Linked DNA regions of Homo sapiens: region 1 is linked to region 2. A link is a contact called in ENCODE Hi-C or POLR2A ChIA-PET data. All regions are on one chromosome and are shown on one strand. The core of a region is the stretch at or near the end of the contact, and the rest is flanking DNA. Distances in the headings are between cores, read along the strand shown. Region 1 holds the start of LINC01430 (long intergenic non-protein coding RNA 1430). Region 2 overlaps HNF4A (hepatocyte nuclear factor 4 alpha).

The links. Hi-C counts contacts between places; a loop is a spot of excess contacts on that map. ChIA-PET counts read pairs that join two places held with the same protein, here RNA polymerase II (POLR2A). Pooled maps may share reads with other maps.
Region 1: a loop to region 2 is called in a map of right lobe of liver, with 2.1 times the contacts of the local background. The contact joins the promoter of LINC01430 here to the enhancer-like site in region 2. A Hi-C loop is called at or near these places in 4 of 168 maps with a recorded cell type or tissue (HepG2, dorsolateral prefrontal cortex, lower leg skin and 1 more) and 1 of 50 pooled maps. POLR2A ChIA-PET finds 5 or more read pairs at or near these places in 3 of 52 experiments (HepG2, MCF 10A and activated CD4-positive, alpha-beta memory T cell).

What each region holds. Positions count from the first base shown.
Region 1 is chr20:44,447,144-44,455,075 of GRCh38, forward strand. It overlaps LINC01430 (long intergenic non-protein coding RNA 1430), which reads right to left and starts at 3,414. Exons shown (of 3, transcript NR_109893.1): 1 at 3,394-3,414; 2 at 2,817-2,947; 3 at 1,634-1,911. It overlaps LINC01620 (long intergenic non-protein coding RNA 1620), which reads right to left. Exons shown (of 3, transcript NR_132343.1): 3 at 4,841-5,030.
Region 2 is chr20:44,407,951-44,413,113 of GRCh38, forward strand. All of the region lies in intron 3 of HNF4A (hepatocyte nuclear factor 4 alpha), which reads left to right. MIR3646 (microRNA 3646) reads left to right here and starts at 170; the gene lies at 170-253. Within about 2 kb of position 3,446, at least 4 of the 41 ENCODE cell types and tissues checked have a DNase peak (open chromatin) inside an H3K27ac peak, as active enhancers do; they include right lobe of liver, where a contact is called at or near this core.

The sequences.
Region 1 (7,932 bases), core at 2,164-4,663, 39 kb after region 2:
AATACATGTTTGTTGTTTTAAAATTAAGGTAATTAGTAATTAGTTATGCAGACATAGATGACTCACATAGTTGCCTAGCACAGTGTCTGGTCACAGAATAAATAGGCTAATTAATATTGGTTAATAAATAAGTGCTTAATAAATATAGAAGGACACATTATAAAAATAAATGTTTGGGGCCGCTGCGGTGAGTGCATTCTCACTCAATAGGCGCCAACTAAACTTTTATTAAAATAAAATAAATGTTTGAAAGACAAATGTATTATAGTTTTTATATAAATAAATGTAAAAATATACATTAAATAATATAGAAGGGCACAATTAAAATTTTCCTAATCCACTGATAGTCCTTGGACAAGATGCCTATATAAGAATTCTTTCAACCTTGAGATCCTAAGATTCGGAGATTCTCAGTTTCTGTGTATAATTAATGCTAAGTCTAGGATTATATAATTCTGAGACTTTAGGCTTCTGTTTCACCAAGTCCATGGCTCTAAAAGCTTGTGATTCTAACATCTTATGATTCATTTATCAACATATATCTTGGCTGAACAACTCTTCTCTGCCAGGCACAGTGCTGGGTGCTAGGGATTCAGTAGAGAAAAGATGATCCCGATATCTGCCCTCCTGTGGCTCATGAGTGGATGGGGACACAGGCAAACACACGGGCACACATGATGTAGTGATCTCTGTCACATGGTAAGCACAGCAGCTGGGGTGGGGACTGTGGTAAATGAAGGAACACCAACCCAGATATTCAGGAGGGATGTGAGCAGAAACTGTCCTCAGAGCAAACAGGAAGAGAGAGGACTTCAACCAGAGAAGGAGGTGGTGTTGTAGACTGTGTTCCAGGTAGCGGGAACAGCCAGTGCAAAGGTCCAGGGGTCAGGGGAGAGAGCCAGCATCCAGCACATCTGGTGAAGCAAAACAAGTTCTGTATGGGTTGGTATAGAGTTGGGGGTGGGGGGCGGTAGAAGGCAGAGTGGCCAGACTGTGGCCAGATGACTGAGAACCTAGTAAACCATGTCAAGGAGTTTGAACTTTATCCTGAGGGCAAAGGGGAGCCAGGGAAGGGTTTTAAGGGGCAGCAGAGTGGCACAATCTGCTTGGTAGTTTGGAAAGATGCCTCTGGCTCCTGTGTACGGGTTTGGAAGGAGGAGAGACAAGAGACAAGTCTGGAACAAGATCCCAGGTGAGAGAAGAGGCCTGAGTGAATGGGAGGTGGGCCCCAGAGAGACATTTCATTTACAGTGTGGGGAATGGACAGGGAGTTGGTGGCAGTGTGGGTTATACTGGTAACCTAGGAGCCCAGGACTCCTAGATTTTATGATTCTAAAATTCTTGGCCAGGCACAGTGGCTCATGCCTGTAATCCCAGTACTTTGCGAGGCCAAGGTGGGCAGATCACTTGAGGTCAGGAGTTTGAGACCAGCCTGGCCAACATTGTGAAACCCCGTCTCCACCAAAAACACAAAACAATTAGCCGGGCCTGGTAGTACATGCCTGTGATCCCTGCGACTCGGGAGGCTGAGGCAGGAGGATCCCTTGAACCCAGGAGGTGGAAGTTGCCCTGAGCCGAGATCGCGCCACTGCACTCCAGCCTGGTTGACAGATTGAGACTCCTTCTCAAAAAATAAAATAAAGTAAAATTCTCTGATTCTGTGTTCAACACTCCATCATTCTTCAACACAAAATGTTCAATGATATCACCATATGTGTAGGATGCCCAACCTTACCGCCCTCCATCCCTCCTTTCTGAGCTTCAGTTTTCCTTGTTTACAAAGTGAGGATCATTAACACTGTCCTTGCAAAGCAGCCGTGGGAGTGGGAGACGGTGTGTACTCAGCATCTGCACAGAAATGTGGTCCATCATGGCAGGCGTGTTTGTCTGGAAGTGCTCAACACACAGGCACTGTCAGGAAAGAGCCGGGTGTTGAGAGAACAAGACATCAGCAGGGAAGAGCAGGGCAGGCAAGGAAGAGCCTGGTCCTTGTCTGCTCCTGGAGACCTGGGCTGCTCTGGCCTCCCGGCTTCTGCCTGGGCATCTGATACCCAGATTTGGTTGTTTGCTTCCGGGTACCGACAAGTTTACATGTTGTTTGTGGAATTCCCCATTTCTGCAGCTGGCCAGAAACTCCCCTTTCCTGGTCTTAAACTCCCCCAAGGGCTACAGACACCAGCTGGGGGTAGCCAGGCAAGATCTGGTCTTCCCTGGACTGATCTAAGCCAGATCAAGTCCCAACCTGCTCACACTCTAGCGCCCCCTCTAGGTCACACTATAGGCATTCCCTTCTTAGACAACTAACTGTCCATTGGCTCCAGCAAGAGCAAGTCTTTGGAGACAGAACCCTCACTCCTCTCCCCAAAACACATGGTCTCCTGAACCACACCCAAGGTTTATGTGTCTCCTGCATTCTAATTTGCTTCTCACCAATGGTTCAGTTTTAATTCAGTCCAATCCACAAAACATCCATTGAAGCCGGGCATGGTGGCTCACACCTGTAATCCCAGCACTTTGGGAGGCCGAGACAGGTGGATCACTTGAGGCCAGGAGTTTAAGACCAGCCTGGCCAACATGGTCAAACCCCATCTCTACTAAAAACACAAAAATTAGCAGGGCGTAGTGGCGGGTGCCTGTAATCCCAGCTATTCGGGAGGCTGCAGTGGGAGAATCGCTTGAACCCGGGAGACAGAGGTTGCAGTGAGCTGAGATAGCTACACTGCACTCCAGCCTGGGTGACAGAACAAGACTCCACCTCAAAAAATAAAATAAAATAAAATAAAATAAATTGAACAACATAACTGTGACAGGCTTACCCGTTGCTTGGAGAAAGAGATGGGAGGCCAGCAGTGGTGGGCCTGAAGCTGCCAGTGCTTAGTGGATCAGGGTTGGGCTTAGGGTGTGAGGCCAGAGAGCTCAGTTCATTTCTTTGCACACAGTAGGGGCTCTGTAAACACCCGTGAAATTAAATCAAATTAGGAGTTTAAGTGACACAAGCTAGCATGTGCACCAACTATTTCCGGAAGGCGATGAGAGACCGGAGAGTGAGATGGCTTTCGGGGTGGGTGTTGGGGGGCTGGGTAGCTGGGGTCGGGGTGGGAGGAAGACCTACTTCTCATTTTATGCCCTTTTGTACCTTTTGAAATGTTTTACTTTCACCACATGCACACAGAGCAGAATCAATCAAACAAACAATCACAATTAAATAAACAATGCAGGGAGCCAGGCTGTCTCAGAGCTCCATGGCTTCATGCCTGCTCTTCCTGCTGGTGAGATACTGTTTCCCAGCTTTCTCCAACTGGGGAAGTACACGTCCTCCAAGAAGTACACAAATGTCCTGTCTTCTGGGGCCTGTTCCTGCCTCCCTGTGATGGTTCTTCTCTGCTTACCCACCTCATCCACACACGAGTGGTCCAATCTCCAACCCTGTCTGTCCTGCTCTGTGGCCTGGAGGCACCTGTGCCTTCTGACATCACAATACATTCAGCCAAGGGGAGGAATCGGCAGAGATAAAAGGGCAGGATGAGGGAGAACTGGGCATGTTTATGCCACCCCCAGCTCCCTCCCTGTTTTGCCTTAATTTTGGCAGTGGCTGAATTTCTCCATGGTCTTAACTCCTGTCTTAGCCTCACTTATATGGCTCCAGCTATCTCTGGGTCAAGTAACACCATTCTCTCTCTCACCTCTTTGGCCTTGGGGTGCTAACAGCTCCCCACTGTTGCCAGTCCCTGCATGCCTCACCTCTGCAAACACTTCCTTCATTAAGTTTGCTTCAGTTAAGCCAGTGGTTCACAATCTGGGGTGACTTTGCCCCCAGGGGACATTCGGTGATGTCTGGAGACACTTTAGGTTGTCATGACTGGTAGAGAAGATGCTACTGGCAGAGGCAACAGATAGTGCTAACCATCCTACTCCGCACAGGACATCCCCCACAACAGAATTAGCCAGCCCCAAATATCAATAGCACGGAGACTTTGGGTCTCCCACTGCTCCCTGCCTGAAGCCCGACAGTTCATGGCTGGGATTCTGGACTCCTGCTGGCCTCTCTGCTTTGTGGTGTGATCTGCCAGTTTCCACACCTGCTGTTGATCTCCTCTTAGTGACACAGAGATGAAAAGACCCCATCCTTGCCCTCAAGCTGGCCATAGTGCAGTGGAGAGAGACCCTGGTGAGCGGGGTTCCCCAGCAGCCTCGAGTCCTTGAGGGCAAAGTCTCTTTGTCAGTCACCACGTAGCCCCAGTAGTAGGAGAGCAGCAGACATTTGCCAATTGAAACAAAAGGTCCTTTAAAAATATCTTAAAACAAGGCCAGGCTCAGTGGCTCACGCCTGTAATCCCAGCATTTTGGGAGGCCAAGGTGGGTGGATCACCTGAGGTCAGGAGTTTGAAACCAGACTGGCCAACATGGTGAAACCCTGTCTCTACTAAAAATACCAAAAAAAAAAAAAATTATCTGGGCATGGTGGTGAGCGCCTGTAATCCCAAGCCACTACTCGGGAGGCTGAGGCAGGGAGAACTGCTTGAATCTGGGAGGTGGAGGTTGCAGTGGGCTGAGATTGCGCCACTGCACTCCAACCTGGGTGACAGAGCAAGACTCTGTCCCCCCCACCCCCCCCAAAAAAAAGTCTTAAAACAGACAGAAGGTTAGGCTCAATGGCTAAACAAGACCCAGGAAACCCTGGTGAGTTTCCCTGTAACAAAAGTTCCAAGGAAACCACAATCAGGCAAAGATGTACCAAATGAATGAATTCTAGTCCCAGGGGTATGGGTGGGTGAGTGGGACAGAAGACAACTATGAGCATCCCGTCTCTAAAATGGTTATAATGGTAGAACCCACCTCCTAAGATTGAATGAGATTAAATTTAATGAAAATCACTTACAGTGTTACCTAGGGCATAGTGAGCACCAGATAAACAGTATCCACCAGCTACCTGGAGGAAATGATGGGGCAGCAGCTTCAAGACGGGTCTAGGGAAGAGCTCTGCCGCTAATATTGGACTGGTTTGCACCCCTGGGCCTCACTTTCCCAATCTGTAACGTGAGGAAAATATAAGCAAGATTAGTGTTTTGCAGAAATTATATCATAGGGATGCTTGAGAGGGGTTCTACAATACGTAGTGCAAATATCATTTTCAACATCAAACCTGTAATTTAATACAAGTAAAAGGTCAGTCTGTTAAACTGGAGGGAAATATTACCATCAGGCAGGGCTAGGGTGACCAACTCATCCTCTTTTGCCCAGGACTTGTCTAGTTTTAGCTCTGAAAGTCCTGTGTCCTGAAACTCTCCCTCAGTCTCAGCGGATTAGGATGGCTGGTGACCCCAGCAGGTCAAATGATCAGCTTGCCCATACTAATTTTAAAGATAATAAATAGCTAGCTGCCCGACACAGTGGCTCACGCCTGTAATCCCAGCACTTAGGGAGGCTGGCTCGGGCAAATCACTTGAGGTCAGGAGTATGAGACCAGCCTGGCCAACATGGCGAAACCCCGTCTCTACTAAAAACACAAAAATTAGCTGGGAGTGGTGGCAGATGCCTGTAATTCTACCTACTTGGGAGGCTGAGGCAGGAGAATCGCTTCAACCCAGCGGGCAGAGGTTGCAGTGAGCCAAGATCGTGCCACTGCACTCCAGCCTGGGCAACAGAGCGAGACTCCATCTCAAAATAAATAAATAAATAAACAAACAATATATGTTGAATACTTATTTTGTGCCAGGCACTGACTTCACAAGTATTAGCTCATTTAATCTTTATAAGAACCCAGCAAGGTAAATATTAACATCTCTCTTTATACAATCGCACAGAAAGGTTCTGTAATTGCCTGAGTTCACACAACTCCTGAGTAGTAAAGCCAGGATTTGATTCCAGGCCATCTGGGTCCAGAGTTGCCATATTTAATTTGACCTGTGCTATATATTTGAATATATTTTTATTTTTTATTTTTTGAGAGGAAGTCTCGGCTCTGTCACCCAGGCTGGAGTGCCGTGACATGATCTTAGCTCACTGCAACCTCTACCTCCCGGCCTCAAGTGATTCTTTAGCCTCAGCCTCCTCCCAAGTAGCTGAGATTACAAGCATGCACCGCTATGCGCAGCTAATTTTTGTATTTTTAGTAGAGATGGAGTTTCACCATTTTGGCCAGGCTGGTTTCAAACTCCTGACTTCAAGAGATCTGCCCACCTCGGCCTCCCAAAGTGCTGGGATTACAGGCGTGAGCCACCACGCCAGGCAAATATATTTTTAAAACGTCTTTGGAGACAGTAATAATATCAATAATGATGATAATAATAATAATGGAAATATATTTTAAAACATTTTTGAAATAGTAATAATGACAATACATTTTTGAACACTGAAATATGCATCCCAAAATTTAACACTATGGAGGCCACGTATAAACTAACTTGAGCTGCTTGATTAGCCCATTGTTGTGCAGACCTTAGAATAAAGCATTTTTGGCCACCTCTGCTGAATTAAAGCTAGAATGGAAGACTCAAATGTTTACAGGGCCAGGTGGGTGATGTCAGTGAGTGGTTTTAGGGCAACAGAGAGTGGTGGGGACTGTGGCAAACGGGAATAGAATGCATGAGCTGAGAAGATGCAGCCAGGACTCAACTCCAGGCACTTGGAATTGGGGACCAGCAATGGCAGATCCTTCAGGAGGAGACAAACATCCATCTTTATCAGCAACTAATTCAATGAAAACAATACAAAAACACAAGGTGTGTGAAACAAAACGTGCCTGTGGGTCAAACCCAGTTCCTGCTCTCCTTCCACCGCTGCCCTGCCCAAATTGAATGTGTGCTCAGATTATCAGGAAAGCTGTTAAAAACAACAACCACAACAACACTGGCCAGGTGTGGTGGCTCACGCCTGTAATCCCAGCACTTTGGGAGGCCGAGGCGGGCGGATCACGAGGTCAGGAGATCGAGACCATCCCGGCTAAAACGGTGAAACCCCGTCTCTACTAAAAATACAAAAAATTAGCCGGGCGTAGTGGCGGGCGCCTGTAGTCCCAGCTACTTGGGAGGCTGAGGCAGGAGAATGGCGTGAACCAGGGAGGCGGAGCTTGCAGTGAGCCGAGATCCCGCCACTGCACTCCAGCCTGGGCGACAGAGCAAGACTCCGTCTCAAAAAAAAAAATAAAATAAAATAAAACAAAAAACTATTTGAAACTGTGGCATATTCATTCAATGGAACACTATACAGTAACAAGAATAAACTCTAGCTATGAAAAATATGGATGAATCTCACAAACATAAGCCAGACACAAAAGACTACATCCTGTGTTATTCCGTTTCTTTAATGTTTAACAACAGACAAGACTCATCTCTGGTGTCAGGAGTCAGGCTTGTGGTTACCCTGGAGAGGGGTGCTAGTGAGTGATTGGGAGGGGCAAAGGGAAGACTTCTGGGAGCCTGGCCGGGTTCCATTTCTTCATCTGGGTCCCAGTGGCATGGGGGTTCTCTTTGCGATGATTCATTGAGCTGCACACTTGAGTTTGTGCATTTTTTGATGTCTGTTTTTTGGTTTTTGTTTTCTTTTGAGTTGAAATATTTGTCACCCAGGCTGGAGTGCAGTGGCACCCAGGTGGAGTACAGCTCGCTGCAGCCTCCACCTTCTGAGGCTCAGGCAATCCTCCCACCTCAGCCTCCCGAGTAGCTGGGACTACATACAGGCACGTGCCACCATGCCTGGCTAATTTATTATTATTATTTGTAGAGGCAGGGGGTTTTGCTATGTTGCCCAAGCTAGCCTCCAACTCCTGGGCTCTAGTGATCCTCCCGACTCAGCATCCCAAAGTGTTAGGATTACAGGCATTAGCCATCATGCCAAGCCGTATGTGCGTTATACTTCAAAATTTATGTAAAATTTTTTGAAACACATACACAGAAACCATTACCATTTGGAAATATTTCTCTGGACAAAGCA
Region 2 (5,163 bases), core at 2,196-4,695:
CGTGGGTATCACGTGATCTCCAAAGTCTTCACATTCTAGAAAATGGGAACAAGACCCCAGACCCATCCTGGACAAAGGAGGAGAAGACCAGAGCACAACATTTATTAAGGTCTTGCCAGGCTTCCTGCTACCAGCAGGTATCAGTCACTGGGCTGTGCTTTTTCCACACTTCAGTAGGTTGGGTTCATTTCATTTTCATGACAACCCTATATGGGAAAATGTTGTGAAAATGAAATGAGCCCAGCCCATTGAACCTATTACAATTCCTCCCTTTTTGTGGATGAAGGAACTGAGGCCCACAATGGTTAAGCAACTTGCCTAGGGCCCCACAACTGATCCTTGGAAGATCTGAAGTCCCAGAGCTTCTGCTATTTGGACCACACTTCAGCACTGTCTATTATTTTATGCTCTCCAGATACCAGGGACATTTAAAATTGTTTTCAGCCCAAGCAAGGGAAGCAAAAATCTTTTAACTGCTTTAAAGTAACTTGAGGCCAGGCGCAGTGAATCAGGCCTGTAATCCCAGCACTTTGGGAGGCCGAGGCAGGCAAATCATTTGAGGTCAAGAGTTCGAGACCATCCTGACCAACATGGTAAAACCCCGTCTCTACTAAAAATACAAAAAAATTAGCTGGGCGTGGTGGTGCATGCCTGTAGTCCTAGCTACTCGGAAGGCTGAGGCAGGAGAATTGCTTGAACCCAAGAGGAGGCGGTTGCAGTGAGCTGAGATCATGCCACTGCACTCCAGACTGGGCAAGACAGCGAGACTCTCTCAAAAAAAATAAAAAAGTAACGAGTTCATTTTCGAATCTCTTCATTTCCTGCTCCTCTAAACTCAACCTTTCCCAGCTCTGCGACTAGTCCCAGACCTTCCCTTCTAGCCCACAGTTGTGCCGTACCAGCCAAACCTTGGTCTAGTCCTGCTAGTTCGGTACAAACACCCCTCACCCCCATCACCCCAGCACACCCCAGAAGCAGGAACGTAGGACCCAGCTTGCTCCAGGGCCCACTGAGAAGGAGGGGAGGGGAGGCTTTGGTAGACTCTCTTTCCCCTGTATCTGCTCCTGGCCCCCTGTTTTCTCTGCCCCCTCCCTTGGAAATATCTTCTATGTCTCATCCTTATGGGACCTTAGTCTGGGCTCATGAGCTGTCTTGGAAAATCTGGGCTTGCTGATCCCGATGCAGGAGTGGGTGGTCCCCAAGGCCTGCTCTGAACGCTGCAATTCTAACATCTAGATATCAGTGGTTCTCCAAGGGCAAGAGGGGCTTTTTAAGCTGCAAATACTCCCTCCTCTCCCAAACCCAGTTTTCAATGGGGTTAAGCCTGTCTCATCCACTTCAACTTCCATTTTGTGGACTGGGAAAGATTATGAATGGGAACCTGATGCATGTGTGAACAGTTGGAGGCAAGAAAAAGATTGAGAACTACAGTCTAAGGTTCCAACATTTCTGTGGTTGTATTAGTCAGTGATTCCATTATCCCAAAAGCCTAAGATTTTAGGCACTATGATTCCTCATAGGTGTCATCCAGAGGGCACTGTGTTTGAGAGAACAGCTCTCTCACAGTGAAAGTTCAGGTCTGTGACAGGCAGATGGGAGAGGGGTTGGCAGCCCTCCTGAGTGGATGGCTACCCACCTCCACTGCGTGTGGCCTGGTCCTGCGTGTGGTCAGTTGTTATAAATGTCTTTTATTAGACATCCAGAGTCATTTTCACTTGTGTAATTTAGGGACATTTCTGTCTCTTCTGGGCTCTAGTTTTCCCATCTATAAAATGAGGACATTGGATAATGAACCCTTCAGCCCTATGAGTCTCGCTCCTCACTCCCTGACCTACCTGCACAAGTCACACTGCCCACTAGGATGGGTGTGTTTGTTCCCTGGTCCCTTCTTTTTTTTTTTTTTTTAGATGGAATTTCGCTCTTGTTGCCCAGGCTGGAGTGCAATGGCAGTATCTCGGCTCACTGCAACCTCCACCTCCTGGGTGTGAGTGATTCTCCTGCCTCAGCCTCCCAAGTAGCTGGGATTACAGGCATGTGCCACCACACCTGGCTAATTTTGTATTTTTAGTAGAGACAGGGTTTCACCATATTGGCCAGGCTGGTCTGGAACCCCTGACCTCAGGTGATCCGCCTCGGCCTCCCAAAGTGCTGGGATTATAGGCATGAGCCACTGCGCCCGGCCCCTGGCCCTTTCTTGAGCTGCTGCAAAGCCAGCAAACCCCTTACTAGGCTCCTGGAAGGGGGATGAGAGCCCCAGACCATTCAGCCTTAGCTCAGCCTTGAAAATAGCTGCTTGCTTCCTGGCCCAGGGAAACGGACATGCTGCCCGGAGGATAGGAGAGTTGGCTGATGGCGAGTGAGCGTGGGTTAGTCGATGCTAGTGTTTGTTTACATGCCTGGGTTACCTGGAAGATCATGACACATGCAGTCACTTGGTTGTTTTGAGAACGGGCCAGAGTGACAAAGTGTTCAGTTGCCACTGTGGTCAAGCCATAGGAAATGAGGGTATTCCTAGCTGTGCCTGTCTTCTAGGCCCCACCACCCCTCCTCAGCCTGCTGGGAAGCTCCCAAAGCCAAAAGAAAGTCTCGGTGGAAGTCTCACTGGCCAGGAGAGTTGGGACAAGTTTTTATTTCTTTTTCTTGATGACCTTAGGAGAATTTGAGGACTGAAACCCTAAAATAGTCCCTGAGAACCAGAAAGTGTGAGCTGGAAAGGTAGGATTTCAAGACCAGCTGAGTCTATAAGAGGTCATCAAATCTACCTGCTCCCCACTTTACAGAAGAGGACACTGAGGCTAGAGAGGTGATGTGACGGGTCAGGGGTGGAGTCAGGTCTAGAACTCAGGCTCCCCAGAGCTGAGCAGACACCAAGCTCCCTGGAGTGAAACTTGCAGTGATCAGCTTGGGAGGCACATTTCTTGATCTAGATGGCTGAAACTTTCTCTCGACCACAGAGAGGGGCTTCAGGTCTCATGGGCCTATAAGTCTCTGCCACAGGATAGTCCACCATGGCTGGAAGGGGCTCCCTGGAAGGCCAAAGAATCCAGGGAGAACCCTGGGGGTCAGTGGGCCAACAGCAGGTCAAGAATTCTTTCCTGCAACCGAAAGCCAGGGAGACAGACACCTGCCTTGGCCTAAGCTGTCAGGCCCAGGACAAATATTCGGCTCCTGGCATCAAAAACCCAGCCCAGAAAGCGGACCCAGAGTTGCAGGAGGTGAGCGTAGGTGATGGGCCAGGGGCCATCTGAAGAGGCCTTCCTCGGAAGCCCCTGCCCTGCTCCCCACAGCCCCCTACCCAGGAGTTCCCTGGGAAGACAGGCTCATCACCTCTCCGCCTCTGCCCAGGTCGGTTAATATTCAATAGAAGTTACATTAGGTCCCCGACCCTGCTAATACTGAGCAAACATTTGGAAAACATCATTCCGTGACTGAGCTCGCGCCGGGCACTGATAACGCCCGCCTAACCTTGAGGAGCCCTATCCGCAGCTGCTGACAGCAGCCCTTTCATTCCGCCCGCCGGCCACTCGGCGCCCTGATGGGTGGGTGCGGGTGCTGGCAGGAGGCTGCCGTGGGAGGGGTGTGGGCGGGTGGGGTGGACGGCCCGGTCAGGGAAGCCGTGCTCTGAGCTGGCCCCGTCCACATGGTGGTCTGAGAGGAGGTTGCTTGCCTCTGGACTTCTGTTCTATCCACTGACTCCCGGGCTCAAGTGCAAAGGATTTGACTTTTATTCTCTGATTTTAACAATGTGTCAACATCAAGAGAAAGTTGAATAGCTGGGGTGTCAATGTTCCCTGGAGAAATAGGGTTCTTATAAGAATTAGAGTTTATGACCAGGTGTGGTGCCTCGCACCTGTAATCCCAGCATTTTGTGAGGCTGAGTGGATCACTTAAAGCCAGGTTTTCGAGACCAGCCTGGGCAACCTAATGAGACCCCGTCTCTCAAAAAAAAAAAAAAATTTAGCCAGGCGTGGTGGCACACGCCTATAATCCCAGCTATTCGGGAGGCTGAGGCAGGAGGATCGCTTGAGCCCAGGAGGTTGAGGCTGCAGTGAGCTATGATTGCACCACTGCAGTCCAGCCTGGGCAACAAAATGAGACCCCATCTCGAAAAAAAAAAAGAAAAAGAATTAGAGCTTGTCTCTTCCAATGCCTTCGTTCTCTCACTGCACAAATATTCATTGAGTACCTACTGTGAACCAGGCCCTGTTCTGGTGGCTGGGACTACAGCAGTGAACTAGAGGGATGGAGTTTTGGCCTTCTGAAGCTTTCCTTCTCAGAGAGAGACAGATAGTAAAGGAAGTAACAAATAATTCTACAATAAGTGACTTGAAGAAAAATAAAGCATGGGGGGCAGGGCCAGGGTGGGAGTCATGTTGTGTTAGACAGGGTGGCTGGAGAGGGTGTCTGAAAGGCGACATTTGTGCAGAGGCAGGAGTGAAATGAAGATGCTGCTGCGCTGTGCAGGAAAGGGAACCCCAGGCAGTGACCACAGCAGCCTACAAGCGTGCGGATGCGTCCAGGTGGGGAGGCGGGTTTTCGCGGACAGAGTGTGTAGGGGGAAGCCGGTAAAAGGTGCGATCCGAGAGGAGAGGAAGGGCCCTGGGGACTTGTGAGGTTGGAAGGCACTGGTTTTGAGCAGCAGGCGACATGACTTGAACGGATCCCTCTGTCTCTGAGAGGAACACAGACTGCAGGCGCAAGGCAGAAGCAGAGCCCAGGAGGAGGCTGATCTAATCCAGGAGAGACAGCGGGCCTGGGAGCAGGGAGGGAGCAGCAGGTCTGTTTGTCAGGATCACGACAGCACTGGGGTGTGAGGGGAAGCCAAGGAAGGTGGCCAGGCTTGATGCCAGTCCCTGAGACGAGAAAGAGTGCAGGGAGCCGGCTGGCAGGGAAATGCCTACGGGTAGGGAAACTGAGCCCCAGAGAGAGGCTGCGATTGCCACCGGCACACAGAGTGGCAGGTTCCAGACAGGAAGCCGGGTCTGGTGCAGCTTCAACCTCCCTCCTTTCTGAATCAGCCAAGCCTCATTCCACAGTGAGGCCTCTTGGACTCCAAGGGCTATCCCATCCACTGTCGGGATGGTGGAAGGATCATCTTCTATCTCAGGCCAGGACTGACCCAGATGGGAGCAGGCAGTGGAGCCTGGGGCCCCGGTGGGCGTA